2 separate regions of the Mus musculus genome follow, and region 1 is linked to region 2. A link is a loop called in an ENCODE intact Hi-C map of the cell type or tissue named here. Cell type or tissue: left cerebral cortex. All regions are shown on one strand. Each heading gives the region's core, and the rest is flanking DNA. Links, peaks and the distances in the headings are about the cores only.

Evidence for each region. Hi-C counts contacts between places; a loop is a spot of excess contacts. Peaks named below come from ENCODE experiments on the same cell type or tissue, not always from the same donor. Only the 100,000 strongest peaks of a DNase experiment are listed, where the experiment ranks them.
Region 1: it touches region 2 in a loop (2.6-fold over the local background); 7 of 42 quality-filtered maps call a loop at or near these places.

Annotation. Positions count from the first base shown.
Region 1 is chr8:111,623,069-111,628,440 of GRCm38, forward strand. It overlaps Znrf1 (zinc and ring finger 1), which reads left to right. Exons shown (of 4, transcript NM_133206.4): 4 at 1-2,652. Ldhd (lactate dehydrogenase D) reads right to left here. Exons shown (of 11, transcript NM_027570.4): 7 at 5,242-5,370; 8 at 5,031-5,158; 9 at 4,420-4,510; 10 at 4,210-4,321; 11 at 2,543-4,122. The coding sequence ends at 3,957. Among named protein-coding and RNA genes, the nearest start is that of Ldhd, 4.6 kb to the right of the region's middle. In left cerebral cortex, for the core only: a CTCF peak has its summit at 3,075 (motif pointing left); DNase peaks (open chromatin) are centred at 1,119, 1,952, 3,054, 3,601 and 1 more place; H3K27ac peaks cover 3,027 bases.
Region 2 is chr8:111,463,288-111,468,659 of GRCm38, forward strand. Wdr59 (WD repeat domain 59) reads right to left here. Exons shown (of 26, transcript NM_001170742.1): 19 at 3,502-3,635; 20 at 2,502-2,583. Among named protein-coding and RNA genes, the nearest start is that of Gm24793, 47 kb to the left of the region's middle. In left cerebral cortex, for the core only: a CTCF peak has its summit at 2,248; no DNase peak of the experiment used is centred there.

The sequences.
Region 1 (5,372 bases), core at 243-5,242, 160 kb after region 2:
AAAAAGTCTTGTGTCGACTGGTGTTTTCCCTTGTGATGTTTACAGCCTGCTGTTTGCTGCCCAGCTAAAAACCACTCATGACAGAAGCAAGCATAGCCATGTCCTGACCCTAGCGCTCTGATGGCAGGTGGGCAGGCGGGCACACGTTAGTCCCTCTGCCCAGCGCCCCAGTTGGCTCTCTGCATCACTAACCTTTCTACCTTTGGGGATTCGTTTTTTTTTTGTTTTCTTGTTCTTCTGTCCCATTTTTCTGGCTTGGTTTTGCACTTTTCTCCCCTTAAATTTCCTTGATTTCCTTGCCAAAAAAGAGGAAGATGAAGAGCCCATCGTGGACACTTGCCCTCCCCCAGCCCCGAGTCTCCCCTGCCTTTCCTCCTGGATCTGATCCCATCAGAGGATTTAATAATCACAAATACACTGAAAAAAAAAATGCCTGGACATTTTTCCAAGGCCCCTGTGATTTTTTTTTCCCCCTGAGGAAATTTAGACTTAGCTAAAGGACTGTGTGCTGCAACCCCCATTTTCAGGCGCACGGAAATATTTTAGCCATTCACACATGACATCAGCCCATGCAGGATAGGTTTCTGTATTTATATATTAAAATCCAAAAAAAAAAAATTACAAAAATGTTTTAAAACTGTTCAAAGCTTAGGAGAAAAGCTTATCAGTCAAGGTGTTTTGATATGGTATTAAAATAGTGTGTAACAAAAGATGCACCGTGTGATTTATTTTAATGAAGTGTTGTTACACAATCAAGGTGGAAGGCAAATGCCAGTTCCCTCTGTCCACCTCTCAGCCCACACCCCCTCCCTCAGCACCTGTAATGGCTTAGCCACTCCTGGGCAGAGGCTCTACATAGTGGCTCGGCTGTGTCTTTGAAGTTTATAAATTCTTAAGCATCATGGAGTGATTGTCAGTCTTCTGTCATCTCTGGTTGTGATAGGATGCTACTGGAATGATATTCAGGGGCAAAGCTCTTACAGCCACCAGAGGATACAGGCACCTGGAGATGCCAGCCCAGTCCGTTTGCTTTTCAGAGCCTCTGCCCCCCTCCCTACCCTCTGCTTGCCTGTTGCTCCGTGCAGAGCCAAGTGCTGACTCATGGGCATGCTTCTCTGAGGCCCCGGAAAAGGCCCTGCTCTGGGCTTCTTCCAGCTCACAGTCCTTGAACCAGAACCAGCCACTCAGCCTCATACAAGTTAGCAAATTGCAGGCTGGGCAGGAAACCTCGGGGCAGAGCAGCAGTGCATACCTGCCTGTCTTCTAGCCAGGCTCCAGGAGCTGCATTTCAGGGCCTCCTGCAGAGCCAGCTAAGGGAAGCTCTGGAGGGAGATGGCACCACCTCTCTACCATGACCATTTCCAGACCTGCCCCTTGTACTGCTGTGTCAGGGCCCAGTCCCAGCAGGCCCACAAGTTTGGACTATGCTACCACCCTTGCCCTCAGATGCGTCCTGAAGCAATTGCTCTGTGCAAGGACATGTGTTGGAGGCCAGTGGGCATGTGGGCACCAAGGCAGGGAGGCAAGTTCAGAGAACTAAGAGTGCTTTATTTAGAGCCTGAGTGTCAGACGCCTCAGGACCTGAACTGTAAGCACTGTCAATGGCCAGAAACTGGGCTCTTGTCTGTACTGGGGCACTTTACTTCTTGGTGGAACCGTGAACTCGATCCCTTGCATGTGAAGTGGGGACAGGGTCATGCGGCTCGGTTCAGTTTGTGTCGGGGATCTGCCCCAAAGGCCTGGCACATGCGCAGCAGGCTTCCTTGTAGCTATGTCACTGCAAAGGGCACTGTTCTATTCCCAGCACCTCCAGCTTCTGCCTGGCACCTGTGTCTCCCCGTTCTATATATAATCCTACCAGCAGAGCTGGCGGGCCAGGGCCCAGCCCGCAAAGAGATCTCCTTGTCTGACCCCCGGGCCTGGAGACAGGCTTTGTGTGCCCACCTTGGCTGTGTGAGCTCGGCTGCCCTGGCAGTGCTGTGGCTGAGTCCCGTGGTTGAGTTGGTTGGGGCGGCGCTGAGCCCCACACCGGGTGCTATTCTAGGCTCTCTAGGCTGGTGCTCATCCCATCCCCAGTGACTTCCGCCCCCACCTGGCACACCAAAGCCCTCTGTTGGCTGTCATGTCCTCTGAATTTGGACCCAGATTGCCAGTGCCTGGTGTGAGGGGTGGGTGGGACTGGGCTTGTCTGGGCTTCCCAAGGTGGCACTTGTGTGTGTCACCTTTTATCCAGACAGCCCTCCAGAATCCTGTGTTGTTCGTTCCTACTCTGCCTTTCTGAGAAGGAAGAAAATCCGGAAGAGCCAAGGGATGGGTTCTTCCCCTTAGCTCTGAGGAGCCCAGAAAGCCTTCTGAGAGCTCCAGGAGCCCCTTTTGAAAACCACCCATCTAAGCCATTTAATAGTATTGAAACTCATAGGAGAATGTCCTCCTTAGGAGACAGTGGCTGAAATATATAGTTGAATGATTTCAAGAAATGTATAATCTAATCCCATATGGTCTCCCCTCCCCCAAAATATACAAAGCAAATAAGGCAAAAATGTCCATTGTTGAATCTTCAACGACTGATATTTCAGTGAATATAGTGTATTTGTTCTTTCAACTTTTTCTGTATGTTTGGGATTTTCTTTAATAAAAGAAATTGTGGGGAAATGGCTGTGTATTGAGTTTCCCATTATTGGAGGGTGTATGTAGGAGCCCTGCCCAGTGGAACTCAACTTGGGAGGACTTGAGGTGAACAGACTGTCTGGGGGTGAGGGGGGTTCACTGGCGATATTTCTCAATGGTGAATTCGGGACTGGTGTTTGGGTTTCTTCATCCTGAAGTAGTTTGGGAGCAAGCCAAAGAATCATGAGACAGACCTGAAGTTGGACTAAGAAAGTGTCAGGGTGGGGGGCAGGAGGCTGCTTCTTCCTTTTTTTTTTCCAACCCAAGTACCTAGCAGTAGAGAAGATGGTACTACAGTTGACTGGGACCCACAAGGGTAAAATGCCTAGAGACTGGCCACCCTAAAAGTGTCTGCTAGGTTTCTGGTGTTGCGCGCCCTCTCGTGGACTTCTGGGGAACAACTGCAAGTACCTCCAGACCAGGGCTCTGACCAGGGAGTCTCAAAACTGCCAGGCCCCAAAGTAGGCAAGACCCTGACTTTGAAAGTAAGCGCTGGTGGATAGAGCTTTATACCATGGATAGGGATGGGACACAGTAGGTTAGTTCATCTGTATTTCTATTGTCCACCATAACAGCTTGAAGAAGGTGCTTCAGTTTCCTGGTGGGGAAGCTGTCAGGTGACCTCCACCACTGGCAGGTCTCCTGCCTCAGGTATGCAAAAGCAGAGGGGCTGGGACTGACTTTCTTCCAAAACTTGAACTCCATCCCCTCCCCAGGCTACAGTTAGTCTGGGGATGGGCCCAAAACAAATGCTTTTTAGCCCAAGGTCAAGAGACCTAGAGGGGGAAAGGATGCAGCTGCAAACGGGGCTCACGTGACCAAAGAGCCGGCCCAACAGTGCCGGATGGAACGGTCCTCCCTCCCTCTGCAAGGAAAGGAACGCTCCTGTCATCATATATACAGGGTGAGTCATGATGCAGGGCACCAGCAGAGGAGAGGCCCCCACAGACGGATCTGGGATCTGATCTTAGCTTGGAGTAGATCCACACCACCTCTGCCAGCCAGGAAGACACCCCACTGGGAAACACCCTGGGTTTTCTACCGGAGTAAAAGGCTCCTAAGAACAAGGGTAGCAGCTTTCTGTGAGAGAGTCCAGCTCCCTCACCTTCATCTTGAGCCCCAGCTACAGAGGCTACCTGGCAGGCATAGATAGATAGATAGATAGATAGATAGATAGATAGATAGCATCAGCCCTTCCATTTCGTGCTCGATCGTTGGCATGAAGGAAAAGACCAGAACAGGGGCGGGCTTTGTGTTCTGGAGATTGCCAGCCAAGGGTTACACATTCCTCATAGCACTTTGCCTGGGTTCATGAGACCACGGGGATCCAGTGTGTTTTTGAGCTGCCGCATGGTCTCCACGCCCACGGGGCCCACTTCCTCTTGGAGCAGCTGTCGCTTGCCCAGTCCGATGCCATGTTCTCCAGTGCATGTCCCACCGAGTGCCAGGGCCCGCCTAGGAAGCCAATTGAAGGAACCCCCAGCACTCCTCCCTCAGCCTCCGCCCTCCCCAGCCCCCAACCCTCCCCGGTACAGTCCTCACCTGCCCAGATTTTCTGCAAAGGCCTTGACCCTCCTCTGCTCCTCTGCATCATCTGGGTCGACCAGGAGGATGCAGTGAAAGTTGCCATCACCCACATGCCCAACGATGGCTCCTAGGGGCCCAGAGAACAGTAAGTGTCGCCTCTAGTCTCCTTGCCCAGGCCTTGGCTAACCCCAGCGCCTCCCAGACGGCAGTGAAGTAGAACAAAACCTGTGAGTTTTGAAGCTTTAATCTCCTCCTTGGTCTCTACCAAGATCTCTGGCAGCCGGGAGATGGGTACACACACGTCCGTGGAATAGGCCTGAATCGGAAGGCAAGCCTGTGTGATTCCCCCCATCACCCACTGCCTACCCAAAGTTAAGGGATCACTGTGGTCAAGCCTAGGACCAATCCAAGGGGTCTTGATGTCGCGGAGTGACACATCTGACCCACTGGTCTTCTTCGCTAGCCCAGGTCTTCACTACTCCCCTGGATCTAAGCCTGGACCCCATGCAGGGTCCCAGCAGCCCCACCCTTCTGAACTTCTGCATAATCTGCCCAGCCGTCCCATCTAGCTAGACTGCCTCCTTCCTCTCCATTTCTTCCCCAGGAGGCCCTTCCAATGTTTAGAATTCCTAAGTGCTCAACACTATACCTGAGGCTGACTTGTGAACTCCTAAGTTTGGAGCAAATTAACAGTTCTTTCTCTCTAGACTCTGGAATAGCTGGGTGCAGTGGTCTATAGCCCCTTGTCCTCACACCCACTCAGCCAGCCCTTGGTGGGCCTCAGTCTTCTCTATGTGAGTGGGTAGATCCCACCTCCAGCCCCAGCTTCAGCTCACCTTACTTCCTGGACTCAGGGCCAAGGCTGCATACCAAGCATTGTGCCGCGCTGCCCAAAGTTCATTGCGCTTTTCGGCCTCCTTGGCCCAGGAGAAGTGAGAGCCACCATTATCCTGAGTGATTGCCTCTGTAGTAGGCACAGAAAGGCTGATGGTTAGACCCCTACACTGGGACAGCCTCAGACCTCACAGCGCCGTGTCCCCGGCGCACCTGTGCGCTGCAGCTGTTCCGCCAGTGTCTGCTGGGAACCGTGGAACTCCAGGAAAAGCGTGGGTGCCACGGGGCAGTTAAGTTTGCTGTGTCTGTTGCAGGCATCCATCATGACATCATCTAGGAACTCT
Region 2 (5,372 bases), core at 78-5,077:
ACTACCTGGAACACACTATTCTAAACCCGAAAGGAAGAAGACACAAACTTTGAGTCAAGTCTATAATTTGAGACCAGCAAGCAAATAAAAATTCGGAAAGGCAAACATTAGATATGTAAGATACAGCACAAGGGCAACATACAAAAAGTGACACACCAGTATTGCTCCAAGTACAGACATGCAGCTCACACTCATCGCCAAAGTTAACGATGGCAGGACAGGTTTTCTGCCATGGCTGACTATTGAGTTGTGTTAGAGTCTCCCTCCATAACACACATTTCCTAAAGGCTTTCAACAGAAGCGTGCCCTTGCATCTGCTTCACTGGTAAATGCGAGGGACACAAAACAGGAAGTACATCTTCATCAAGGGCAGGAAGAAAAACAATACAAATTCTTTGAGCATCACTGTTTGTCAATCAGGTCATTTCTGTCTTTACACATCATCAAGTCACAAATGACCGTCACATACAGCTGTGGGTGTCCAGACAGCTAGGAGCAGTCACAGGTTTTATGTCATTTACTTCCTCATGAAGTCAGAAGTATGGCTCATTTTATAGCAGGGACCCTGACGTTCACAAAGTCTGGGCAGCTTGCTGGGGATCACACACAGAAAGAGTGTCAGGGCCCAGAAGTCAAGCAGAGCCCACATGAAGACAAGCGTCTCCCCACATCACTGAGACTGGTCTAGCCTTCCATACCAATTCTGTCAGAAAAGCACTGGGGAGGGAGGAGTTGGGGAGAGGAGAGAAGGAAGGAACGGAGACATGCAGGAAGAGAATAAGGAAGAGGGAGAATACTTAAAGGAAAAGCTGTAACCCTGTTGAGAGAATGTTCTTTGGGGTGGGGCAGTCTTCAATGATTTCATATCCCCCATGGGGGTAATTCTTGTGGTTCCCACACTATAAACCCCTCCAAGGCTGAAGGCCTGAGAGAACTTGCCTGGGGTGTTCTCTAGGACTCTGAGCTGGCCTTGGCTAATTCCTATTAGCTTATTTTGCCTTCTTAGTGTTCAGAGTCTGGTGGGTGGGGCTGACGGAAATAGATTAAACCATTAGGGAGTTTTTTTAAAGGGTTTCTGGGAGAGATGATATGATATTCATTACTAGATGAATGGAAATCTTAGAGATTTTTTTAATTAGATATTTTCTCTATTTACATTTCAAATGTTATCCCCTTTCCTAGTTTCCCCTCCAAAAATCCCTTCCCCCTTCCTCTCCTCCTCTCCCCGCCCCCTCCCAACCACCCACTCCTGCTTCCTGGCCCTGGCATTCCCCCTATACTGGGGCATAGAACCTTCACAGGACCAAGGACCTCTGTTAGGGATGTTTTTAATCAAATGAAAATCAAGGGAAGGCCTCCGTGCTGACTCACTCAGTTATGAGGGAAACTCTGAGCTGCTGGGAGAGCTGCTAGTGACTTCCAAAGCTCAGTCTTGTCATCAAGTAGAGAACAGAGAGCAAGACAGACAGGAGGGGCCTGGCGGTTGCCCAGGGCTGATGGGAAGAACTGACTGAAAGACAAGAGTTTCTTTTTATGGGTGATAAAAACACTCTGCACGGTTTCTAATGAGAGCACTGACAACACTAGGAACTAAGTATCTCACTGTAAGGGGCAGACTAGTGATGTGCAGAACGTGCAGACTAGTGATGTGCAGAACGTGCAGACTAGTGATGTGCAGAACGTGCAGACTAGTGATGTGCAGAACGTGTCTCAGTAAAAAAGAACAATACATGGGAACCTCCGGAGATGAAGGAAACGGACATCTTACACATACTGTCAGATTTTACTATTTAACAATGTACTACTATTTTACAAGTATGGGTGTTTTGCCCGCAGGTATGTCTATCATGCACATGCCTGGTGCCAGAGGAGGCCAGAAGGGGTAGCTGGATCCCCTGGGGCTGGAATTACAGATGTGAGCCACCACATGGATGCTGGGAATTGAACCAAGGCCTCCTATCAGAGCAGCCCGTGCTCCAGCCTTCTCTGCGTCTCTCCAGCCCCATGAAGTCATGTTTAAACTGAGCATCTCTACCTTGAAGTACACGCTGGTAAACTTTCTTATGAAATATTTTTTTAAAAATTAAAAAAAGTAATTGAGGTGAAATGACAAAGGTACAGACAGATTCTCAAATTTAGGCGACAATGATCACTGTGGCATTGAAAAATAAACCCACATAGTTTAAGGGAAAAAAGCCACTTAAGGATCTTCCCCACTTAGCACTAATAACAAAATTTACCCACAGGTGGCAGTGGTGGCACTTGCCTTAAATCCCAGTACTAGGGAGGCAGAGCCAGGCAGACCTGAGTTTGAGGCCAGCCTGCTCTACAGAGTGAGTTCCAGGAGAGAGAGGGAGAGAGGAAAGGAGGGAGGGAGGGAGGGAGGGAGGGCAGACTGGCAAAGAAAATAAAAAAGAAACTTCAAATAGTGGGCACACCTATCAGTGTCACTAGCTGACAATTGTCAAGGCCAGAACCTCACCAACACAGATTGACAGTACCTGGACAAGATCCTTCCTTCCCACAAGCATGGCAGAAGTGGCATTCTTCTGACATGTCTCCTGAGTGTCGTTCACATTCAATCTGAAATTAAAACAAACAAGACTAAGAAGGTTTCTACTTGAACTTCCCAAGAACTCCTCCTGATTTACCAGCCTAGGTAAGTGTCTCTTTGGTTGTCACTCAAAACACCTCCTCTATCTGACAGGCTGGGAAGGGTTAATTAGAGCAGGTGCTGCAGGGCTTAGGGTTCCCACCTGGGGAGGACCGGAAATACTCACCACTTTCAGGAGGAGGCAATAAGAAAAATATTAATTAGCTACCAGCTTTTCTGTTGAGTTCTCAAGGTTTGGGATTTAAATGTGTACATACTAACTGTGATTTCCATCTAAAAAGTATTGTGCTGTGGGTATATCTCAAAAGATAACACTTTCTGTGATGTGTTCAAGGGCTTGGAAGACCTACAGGCCAGCCTCTGCTCCTATTGTCTTTCAATAAAAGAAGGCTCTAAATTCAGCTTGCTGGACCCTGAGCTTCAGCAGAGACCATCGGTGGGCCCAAAGTTATGCTTTCAGTTAGGTGAGATCGGGGGCAAGGAGGGCCCACCAAGCTGGGTGCCTGACCTACACAAAGAGTGAGGTAAGAAATGCACACTTGGGCTGGTGAGATGGCTCAGTGGGTAAGAGCACCCGACTGCTCTTTCAAAGGTCCAAAGTTCAAATCCCAGCAACCACATGGTAGCTCACAACCATCTGTAACGAGATCTGACTCCCTCTTCTGGAGTGTCTGAAGACAGCTACAATGTACTTCCATATAGTAAATAAATAAATCTTAAAAAAAAAAAAAAAGAAATGCACACTCTTTGAAGCCACAGTTTATGGCAATTTGTTAGTCACTATCAAGAAGCTACCACACCGAGTTTCCCCAAGTTGTCTAAGACTTTACAAAGCTCTGCAGCTCCCAAGGTGCCGTGCCCCATGCCGCCTGGGCCCATGGACTTACATGTACAGCTCTCCCAAGGACTTATGAACGGGAAGGAGGCACGAGACATCCTGGATGATGACCTTGCCAGCAGCCTTAATGGGTCGGTTGCCGGAGTCAGAGCCTTCCCGCTTACTCTTCCACCTCCTCGATTTCTAAGGGAGATGACCAGAAGTGACTAACGGGGCCTCTGGAGAGTGGGAACCTACAGTTGCACAGTACATCATATTTGGGTCATTGGTCATTTGCAGAGACTTTAAATTACATCGTGCCCCACAATTACATGAAATCAGCATCTGTAGGAAATAAAAGGTAACAAATGGCCCAAAGCTCTTGATCCAAGACCCTCATGGGGAAACAAGCACCTACTGCAGGGCCATCTACATTCTGCAGGTGCTCAAAAATAGATACCAGGAAGCCAGAATTAATTAATTAATTTAAAAATAGCAGGTAAAGAAGTTAGTAAAGATCCCCCACAAACGGGGAAGGGGGACTTTAGGGTGTTCAGTACTAGGTTCAAAGTTCTTGCCTGAAACGATTCAAAGGTTTTTTTTTTTCTTCATAGACAGTTTCAACAGGGTTAGTTGATATTTTAATTCAGACACGACAGTGTGGGCTCTGCAAGGCTATTATGTCTGAAGACAGAGACACTGGGTAACATAAGACCTTGCTTTTGTAGCAGGCCTGAATTATTTCTATAAGCGATCATTTCTGAAGGTCAAAGATACTTAGTTGGGGAAACCCAGTTAACAGACATGGGAGACCATGGGCGCATGTTTCAGCTCCCAGAGCTGCCTCAGGAAGTGGCTGTGAGGAATGAGAAATGTCGTGGGAAACAAAAAGTCACAGAGTGTCGCCCCATCTGGCATCTTCAAAAAGACAACCAGTTATCGGAGCAATGTCCTATTTTATTTCCAAAAGTTAAAAGAGGTCACCAAAGACACTTGATTAAGCAAGGGAGCCACACAGTTATCAACAGGGGAGGCATAAGGAGCAACTAAAAGGGGCTTGCAGTTTGACATCAGAAAACTAAGGTACTGTGTGTTCTGCCTCAATATGGCCCTAGGCAAGCTACTCCTAGTTAATTACTTGCTGTGGATTTAGTCTCACAGCCGTCAGTCTTTCTTGTCTTATTAGCTAATGCTGAGCTCTGCTATCCAGTCTGAAGTGAGTAAGGTACAGCGAGGAGACACAGATGCAGATGCACAGACTTACTTAACACTGCAACCTAGAACTGCAGTTTCTGTGAATGCCCGTAAGTGGTCAGGAGCCACACCACTCACGTTTCCACTCCTGAGTTCTGTATAATCACTCTTTCAGGAATCTGTCTACGCCTAAATCCAGGCGTTTCAACCAATGCTCTAAGTGTCCACTGAATCGACTTCCCATACTAATCAATATGTCTTGGGACCTACTAAATGTGGGCCACCTGGGTTCCAGACAAGTAAGTGAAGTAGGTTAGCTGAAACACCTATGAATTGTTCATCATAATTATCCACACCTCTTGATTCTTCAAAGGGGGAGGGGTGGGGCAGGGGAGCCTTGACCTGTTATTATGGGGTAAGCCTCCAGTCTCCTACAGGCCCCAATTTCTTGAAGAAGAACTATGTCCATACTCCAGAACTACTATCCTTTTATCCAGTTGGGGCCGCTCACATAAGGGAAGGACATGTCAGAGTGGGCTGGAGCCAGGCAGTGTTAACTGAGACAAGACAGAAGTAGCCACAGGAGCATGCGATGCATGGCCGGCTGCAGGGATAACTTAGTATATGGCTATCCTACAGAGCAGCACAGAAATGCTTAATTAGTCGAAAACTACACACCCACAGGTCTGAGTATGTGAGTGGTCTGAGTACAGGTCGTTCAGTGGTGGCTGATAGTTACTGCCAAGC